Regions from separate parts of the Mus musculus genome. Here region 1 is linked to region 2. Evidence: chromatin loops called from intact Hi-C (ENCODE). Cell type or tissue: heart. All regions are shown on one strand. Each heading gives the region's core, and the rest is flanking DNA. Links, peaks and the distances in the headings are about the cores only.

Region 1 (3,320 bases), core at 425-2,924, 86 kb before region 2:
CAGGAGTATAGGCTGCTGGTGATGGGTTGGGAGCCCGCCTGGCTTTCTCTAACTACTCCAAAGCTGGAAGTGAGGGCAAAGTGAGGAAACTTGTCAGTTAGTAACTCAAATCCAGCTGATTTGGGACCGATTGTTACAGAGGTTGTTACTGGAGACAGGGTCTGACTTCCTACAAGTCTGGCTTTCTGGGATGGCTTCTGTAGGCTGTGGACTGGCATCCTGGGCCAGTTACTGCAGACCAGATCCAGCCTCTGTGCTTATTCCTAAGAAAAATGTGCCTACATGTCTCTTTCACTTGCTCTCTACACGTCCCAAGGCCCAGACAGAAAGGAAGTCTGTGCCTGGGTTCCTATCTTCTGTGACATATTCCCTGCCATGCATGGGAAGTATCTCCACAGCCTTCCTTAAGCTCCCACGCCCCCATTCTCTCAATGTTCTGTTTTAAGAGTCAGTTCGGGAAAGGCCTTTCTAGTGTCTTCCTCAATCTCTCAAACCTAGTGTTTGTGGAGGTCTTTTGTTCTCTTGATTGGGTTTATTCCCAGGTGTTTGATTTTATTTATTTTTGTGGCTATTGTGAATGACATTTCCACACCCCTCTCCCGTATTTCTTTTTCATTGTGTTTGAAAAGAGTGTATAAAAAGGCTACTGACATGAGTGTTAATTTCCTTCCACTTTGTTGAAAGTGTTTATCAGCGCTAAAAGTTTGCTGATGGAGTCACTAGGGTCTTATGACAGACTCCTGTCATCTGCAGATGAGAACATTTGGCTTCTTTCCTGCTTGTATCAGTTTTGGAACAGTTTTTAACTGTTCCAGTTAAGACTTCAGACACTACATTGAATACGAGTGGAGCCAGTATTCACTCTTGTCCTGTTCCTGACCTTAAGGGGAAAGCTTTGAGTTTTTCTCTGTCTAGCATGATGTTGGCTGTAGGTTTCTTGTATATAGCCTTTATTATATTGAATGTGCTCCTCTGTCCCTTGTCTCTATGACTTTTATAATGGAGAGGTGTGCCGGTTTGGCCCTCTCAGCTGTCATTCAGCTCCTATTGAACCATGCCTGCCATACCCAGGCTGGCACCCTCACTGTCCTGAGTCCCCTGTTGTTCCCAGGGTGCCCCCATCTTATTCTTTAGATCCCTCTCAGCTACATGTTTCAGCACAGAGCCTGTTTCACCAAGGAGTCTTTTCCTCACAGCTACACATGTGAGGCCAGAGGCCAAAGTTGGGTATCTTCCTCAATTCGTCACCTTAATTTTTGAACCCGGAGCTTGCCAGTTTGGCTAAGATATCTAGGCTGTCTCCAATGAGAAAAGGAGATAGAAACGTGTCAGGGAGTTTTAGGATAAAGGACCCTGGACATGAACATGTTTGATTTTTGTTGTTTTTTTTGTTTGTGTTTGGCTGAAAGTCAGAAATGTTCTGGCCCGGTCAGCAGTTGTGTTCTCACTGAAGGCCAGAGATGCCAGAAGTGTTTAAGCGAAATACCTTTGGTTCCGCTCTGGCCAGAGGCCAGGGATGCCGGAAGGAATCTTGATTTCCTGTTATGGATCTTCTAAATGAACACCTTTGCTTTGAATACACAAGGACAGGATTGGAACTGAGTGGGGACACCTGGACAGTGGTTGGGCCAAATGGACTGATCAGCTGACTGCCTTCCCTAGCCTTACCCCAGGTTTTGCTATCAGTCTTTTAAAGGCCTGCAGGCTGGCAGCTGGATGCCCCATCGATAGGCACTCTGCCTTTTTCCTCCACACTCTCATCGGTCTTTGTTCATAAATTTCATTCATTGAATTCAAGGGACAAAAACCTGGAGGTCACCAGTTCAAGTGAAGTTTTGCATGACGGCGAGGGTCTAGCACCCAAGTGTATGTGTGTGAGTGTGTGTGTGTGCATATAGGGACTAGGGGTCGACCTTAGGCACAGTCCATGTTGATTTTTGAGACAGTCTCTTCCTTGCCAGGGAGACCTAGAGATAGATGCTCTGGCCTTTACATCCTCCATGCTGGGACGCAGGTGCATGTTAACATATGGAGTTTTTTGGTTTTTTCCTACAGGGCTCTGGGATCAAACTTGATAGCATGACAAGCACTTATGAAATAAACCATCTTCCCAGACCTGACACACCCAATACTTCAGGAGGAAAGAACTCTTCAAACTTGGGCTTATTTTCCCAAGTTCGCTTGACCTCTTACCCAATGTACCACGGCAAAGGGGGATGGGAAATGGTCTCATGGGCTAAAACAACAAGCCCCTTTCCTACAGGGCAAAAAATGATTTCCTATGTTTAGAAGAGATTATAACCATGCTGTTTTCCTTTCCTTTCCTCTCCTCTTCTTTTTTTTTTTTTTTTCCAGCTTCCTCCTTATGCAATAAAGGAGACTGGCTCAATTGCAAGTTTCTCTTTCCACTGGGTGGAAGTCCATCTCTTGGAAAGGGACCCTGCTTCGAGGAACACATAAAACTAAGCAGTAAAAGGCAGAACAGCATACAACGCATGCATGCCACCCACAGGCACCTCTGGCTGGCAGGACTCTTTTCAGTCTGGGTCCATCTGCACTGTGATAAGAGCAAAGTGATGTCAGCCTAATTAGCCAGGCTAATGTCTGGCTTCCTGGAGAGAGCTTTTGTGAAATAATTGGCTGCCTTGGGGTTAAAATGCAGTAATTACAGGTTATTTTTTTTAAAAGCTGAATGATATAAACAGCTATTGAATTCTTCAGGCTCCTGAGCCAATCATGGGACAGACTCCTCTTTGTGTCCCACAACTGCCGCGGGTATTTTGACAGGTGATTTCAATATCATGTAGCTATTTATTTATTCTGGTTTGGGGGACATAAACACAAACTTCTTGGGCTACGGTTTACACATTCTACAGCAAAGTGAGAGCCAGGGAGAAGAGTTGCTTCAAACAGCAAGAAGGTCAGCGGATATTTTGGGCTAAGACAGAAATTCCATCCAGTTTTTAAACCAACAAAACTGAATGATGCATGTAGCTAACTTCCTTTTTTTCCAAGTTGTTTGTTTATTTTCTCTGAAAAAAAAAATCAACAACCTACAAGTCTGGAAAGGCCATAGGAAGTGGATAACATTTGGAAACATCATTTTATTCTGGCCGGGAGGCGTGTCGAGGTTGGTTGAGACCTTCAGAGATTTCTATCTGTCCTGGTTGTGGTGAAGTGGTTGATCCCACAGAAGACAAAGCAGCTGGTGTAGGAACCGCAGGTAGAAATCAGAAAATATTCTAGAGATGATATAAGCACAGTTTAGAGGATTCTGAGCCTCCCTTGTCATTCCCTTCTGGGCACACTGAGTAGTGTTG
Region 2 (4,975 bases), core at 1,262-3,761:
TTGGTATATAGCTGAGGTTTAGTTCAGAAAGCACTGAAAATATAGTTGCTAAGAAGCAGGCTTATAATCGTGAGGCCCATGCCTAAGAAACCCTGATGATTAGCTAGACATAGTGACATAGTCCTGTAACCTCTAATGGCAGGAGGACCATGAGCCCAAGACCATTCGCTCATAGTGACCATGGGACCAGCTAGGATACATGAGATCCTCTCAAAGTAAGTAAACAAATTTAAAAACTACCAAAAGCTGGTGAGGAACAACAGAATGATAGCACTTGTACCCTGAAGGGAACCAAATCTTTGTCCTATTATGGATCTATATAAGAAAAGGAATAAAGTTTTTATTGGAAAGCTGCTAATAGGCACATATGCCAGAAGAAACAAACTCAAGCACTATTACATGTAGGAGACCAGAAGCAGAGGCACACATTAGCTACCAAATCAAGGTCTCCTACTCACTGCTATCCTGAGTCTCTGTTTCAGGCCACAGGAGAGCAGTGAGGGTCAGGCAAGGTATAGAGCCTTTGTTAACTCCTAGGTGGGAAAAATAGGGCTAGGGACTCAGTGATACCATTTTTTTTTAGGGTGGGTGGGAGGATGACTGGAAAAGGCCCACTGTTGATTCTAGATTTCCCAGCCACAAATTAAAGACTGGAATCCCACTCCTCCCAGACAATAGGAATCAGGACTCTTTTACAAGCAGAGGACATGGCCGGAGATTGTCAGGCAGGGATGCAAAAACATGGGGGGTGGGGGAGCAGGTAGGAGGGTTGAGAGCTCTAAAGAGCTTGTGTTGGAAGGAGGGACAGAAGAGTGTCTCCATCAGTCATGAGGTATCTCCTAGGCATTGTTAGTCAAGAATAATGTAATGACCTGGGCTTCTAGTGTTCAGAAGCCAAATGTGGGGGACTGTGCTAGTTTGATTTAATAGCCTGGTCTACTTACTAACTAGAACCTGGTGCTTCTGGGAGATTCTCAGGTAGAAGAGAAACAGTCCGAGCAGCTATTGCCAATACAGGGCTGTGTGGCCTCTCTGCCTAAGTTTCTTCCTCAATAAAACAGATAACACCTGCCCGGGAGAGGTCTAGGGCAGATTAAATGTGAAAAGCACTTGAAATGTTAAACAAACGACTAAGTAAATGCTCAATAAATGTGAACTGATGTAGTTATTCCCCAGCCCAATCCCCTTTACCCTCCCTAACAGAGGAAATGAGAGGTTTACTACAGCGGAGGTCCCTATGTTTCAACAGGCTTTGGGGATGCAGTGTGGAAAATGGATTAGAGAGGGAGGAGGCCGAAGCCTGGGAACCCAGGGAGAAGTCTGCAGGCATCCAGATGGGAGGTGGAGGGACAGAAACTCAGGCTCTTGGCAGTGGGATTCAGGAACTATTTCAGAGACATTTTCTCCAGGACGTGATAACAGGTTGGGAATGGAGGCTTGGCAGAAGGCTCTGGCTTTGAGGGAAGCTTGAAGGTGGGAGGGCAGTGAAGGCAACCGCAGGGCCTGTCCTAGAGGGTGTGTGGCCAAGGACTGGAGGCCCAGCCAGCAGGTCCAACAAGCGCAAGGGCAAGACGTGCACCGGCTTGGGGGAGTGCGTCTGGACGTGGGGGGCCGCTTCCCGGGGCAGCTGGCCGGGGAATCTTAGGTGGAGTTCGCCAAGGTGCTAAGTCGGATTTCCTCCTGGGCCAGCCTGCTGTGTGTTTGTGAGGCTTGCCTGGCTGCGTCCCCGCGGCCCTCGCTAACACGGAGCCTGGAACCGGCCAGGAGTTCCACCCTGCCAGTTTCCCACTTCCTTCCTAGCTCTGCTTTGCAGCTCTGTCTAGGTGCTTGCGGGAAGGGGGGAGCCTTCGTCTGGCAGCTTCCCAAGACTGCGCGTTGGGGATCAGTTGAAAGTGATTTAGACAGCAGAAACCGGCGCCTCTGGCCTCCAGGATTCAGAACATTTAAGCCTGGGGTGCACTCGCCCAGTCAACTGTGCCAAGCTGTGCCCCGTGGGGGTCCCCACCTGCTCCTGCCTATTGACTGTCCATATACTCGCTTGGTCTCTTGACTGACACCGCACTAGGTGACCATCCCCACTCTCCTGCCAGGATACTATAGGGACTCCACAGGATCGCTGACATACGGCGTCCCCTTGCTTTAGGGCTTCAGTTCTTTAAGCTCCTGCACTACCAAAGCTGGACCACCCACGGCGTCACGCTGTGAGGGATGCGGGAAGCCGCCTGGCTTTCGGCTGGTGGCAGATAACGCGCCCCCCACTGGCTTGAGCTCAGGAGTTTTCCGTCGCTACTGCCAAAGCATAATTCCATTAGCCATTCTTCTCTTTTAGGGTAGATGCTCTGTCCTGCCAAGTGGGAGGGAGAGCAGCGCTAGGCTTTGTGGCCCCTTTCCGGGAGTTGCCAGCCACCGGAAGTACAGAGAAGTCCTCATTTGGGGCTCACAGTATCTGCAGTTTGTCCGCAGGGTACGGCCAAGCTCATTTGGCGGTGGTCCATCTTGTTGCAGGCAGAAAAGGAAAAGCCCAGGAGTTGCACCTTGCCTACCCTCGGATGGTCAGCTGCCTACTGAGTGTCAAACCTATCTCTGGACTGATTCTGACTTACTCCGCAACCCGGGTGTACCCCCAAATACACAAGAGGTTAATCTGTCAACAGTTCTTAGTTTGGCTAATCCAAAGCCTGCTCCCCTACTAAAAGGGCCCCTTCATGCTCCCCGGGGAGTGGTGTGGGACTAGAGGCCTCCAAAGACTGGAGAAGCCCTCGGGAGCCCATTTCTTCTGGTTTCCATCAGTGGGAGTGCTTTACTGGGGGGCGGGGCACTGATTTCTGCCCATGCAAACACAGCTCTCCCTCCCCTATATGCTCCAGCTGCCAAGTGTGAGTGACCATGGCCGGCCCTGGGACACAGATTCAAGTTACCTCAAATGCTGTGTTCCAACATGGTAAGAGGTTCATGAGTTTCTTGTAGTAACAGAATAAAGTAATAAAGTATTCCTGTGTGTGTGTGTGTGTGTGTGTGAGAGAGAGAGAGAGAGAGAGAGAGAGAGAGAGACAGAGACAGAGAGAGACAGACCTGGAGAGCCTGCTGTTTTCTGAATAGATAGTTCCTATATGGTCCTGTGAGCTCAGCTGAATGTGGGCAGGTACTAGCCTGACACTTCAATGTGCCAGTCTCAATGCCAGGAGCTATACAACATGAAACTTTACAGATAGGACCTCCTTGCCTTTACATATAGCTGTCACTTAACACACTGTCACCTACACTGCTGCTCTTACCACTGTCACCTACATAGCCGTACCTATCACAGACCAGAGAAGCTGGGAAAGGGGTACTAAATGAATAAATCAGAGTGTGTAAACCATATATATTAAATTCGATGAAAGAGGTTTCAATTAAAATCAAATGTTTATTCATTTCCTTTTACTTAAGAAATACAAAGTTAGGCTATAAATCTATTTATATTTACTAAATCATAGTAATGTGAAAAGTTAAGGCATCGGAATCCTGGGCAAAGATAAAAATCCCATTTCTTTAGACCACAGCACACAAACTCTGAGTGATTATAAAAATTAGCATTTTTAACATAATGCCATACATTGAGTCCTAATTGTTGAGTCTTCATTATAACTTTTATCTAAAATAATTTAATAGTAATAGAACATAATTCCAAGGAAGAAGGAAAACAGTAAGTTCCCAATGCCAATGAGGAGAGGGCAGTGGCTGCCACTTGACTTTGGGGCATTCTGGAGTTTAAAAGTGGAAGGCTGTGTGTCGGTTATCTTTCAGATAATGAATGGGCAAGTCACTCACGTAAGGCCACGGACTCACACAGGAGGGAAGATGCCAGTTAATAATAGTTATATTATGACACGTTACAATATGATACAATTACATTTGTTCTGAAGACCAAATCTGGGGCAGGAGATGTAGCTCAGTTGCCCAGAGTGCTTGCATAAAGTCCTGGGCTTGACCTCCAGTACTACATAAACTACATACATGAGCGTTAATGATTAAAACAGATATTAGGGAAAGAACCCATGATAACATGCTAGGCTGTTTAGATTATACTAAAGCAATAATTTAATACACAAGTTTGTAAACAAATGTTCAGTGTGCCCCATACATGAACATCCATAGCCAGGGCCAGCAGCTCATCAATATCTAGGTTAATGGCACGTCCATGTCCTACTCTCTCTCTGTATTGCTTATGCTTTCATCGTCAACATCTGAGCTTAATGTCTTCCACAAAAACTTCTCGTTTGCTTTCCAAAGGGAAGCTTCCAGCTCATCTTTCCTTTTGGAGGCTGAGGTACTGGGTGCTTTGGTACACAGCGTCTCTATCACTGCCAAGTCAGTGAGTTTGCTGAGACTGTCATCATTCTGCTCATTCAAGATGTCCCAGAAATCTTTTGGTTTCTGCTTTGCTTTTGCCACAGGTCCTGAAAGAACATTCTTTGGCAGCTGTGTGGGACCTTCCCCGTGGCTTTTAAAGAGGTCGTTAAGAATAGAGGTGTCACCAAGTAAGCCATCCTCAGGAGTGTTTTCTGACCCTGGGTTTTCTACCCTTTTGTTTCTCAACTTGAAAAGTGGTCTGTTTCTTGAACCGCATGCTCCTGTGAGGTCCCACTGACGTCCTGGGGAATTTCCTAGCTCTGCCTCCAGGGCTTCAGAGTTGCTGTTTGGACAGAAGACTGTTGTGGTATCCTTGGGTGTGTGGTCCTTTCTCTCACTGTGAAGCTCTTCAGTAAAGCTGACAGGTGATTTGTTAATCTCTGCATCACTAGAAAATGTGTCTTCTCTATGGAAAACATGATTCTGAGATCTGACTGATTTTCCTTCACATATTTTTCTGTTGTAAACTTGAGACATTTTGTTGGTGGAATCATAACATGATAAAGTACTATCATTTGAGGGGTTTTCTTTTAAAAGAGATTCTTTTTCTTTAGATTTATTCCTCACCCTCTCTTCTTTCTTG

Evidence for each region. A loop is a pair of places that touch in the nucleus more often than their neighbours do. Peaks named below come from ENCODE experiments on the same cell type or tissue, not always from the same donor. Only the 100,000 strongest peaks of a DNase experiment are listed, where the experiment ranks them.
Region 1: a loop joins it to region 2, with 7 times the contacts of the local background. A loop is called at or near these places in 5 of 42 quality-filtered maps.

What each region holds. Positions count from the first base shown.
Region 1 is chr13:63,985,074-63,988,393 of GRCm38, reverse strand. No RefSeq gene overlaps it. Among named protein-coding and RNA genes, the nearest start is that of Gm30950, 59 kb to the right of the region's middle. In heart, for the core only: no CTCF peak of the experiment used is centred there; DNase peaks (open chromatin) are centred at 1,513 and 2,513; H3K27ac peaks cover 6 bases.
Region 2 is chr13:63,898,714-63,903,688 of GRCm38, reverse strand. Ercc6l2 (excision repair cross-complementing rodent repair deficiency, complementation group 6 like 2) reads right to left here. Exons shown (of 19, transcript NM_001013608.3): 19 at 3,387-4,975. The coding sequence ends at 4,186. Gm46423 (a long non-coding RNA gene) reads left to right here. Exons shown (of 3, transcript XR_001780983.2): 2 at 2,506-2,638; 3 at 2,868-2,930. Among named protein-coding and RNA genes, the nearest start is that of Gm46423, 5.5 kb to the left of the region's middle. In heart, for the core only: a CTCF peak has its summit at 2,245 (motif pointing left); DNase peaks (open chromatin) are centred at 1,678, 2,338 and 2,698; H3K4me3 peaks cover 1,635 bases; H3K27ac peaks cover 1,712 bases.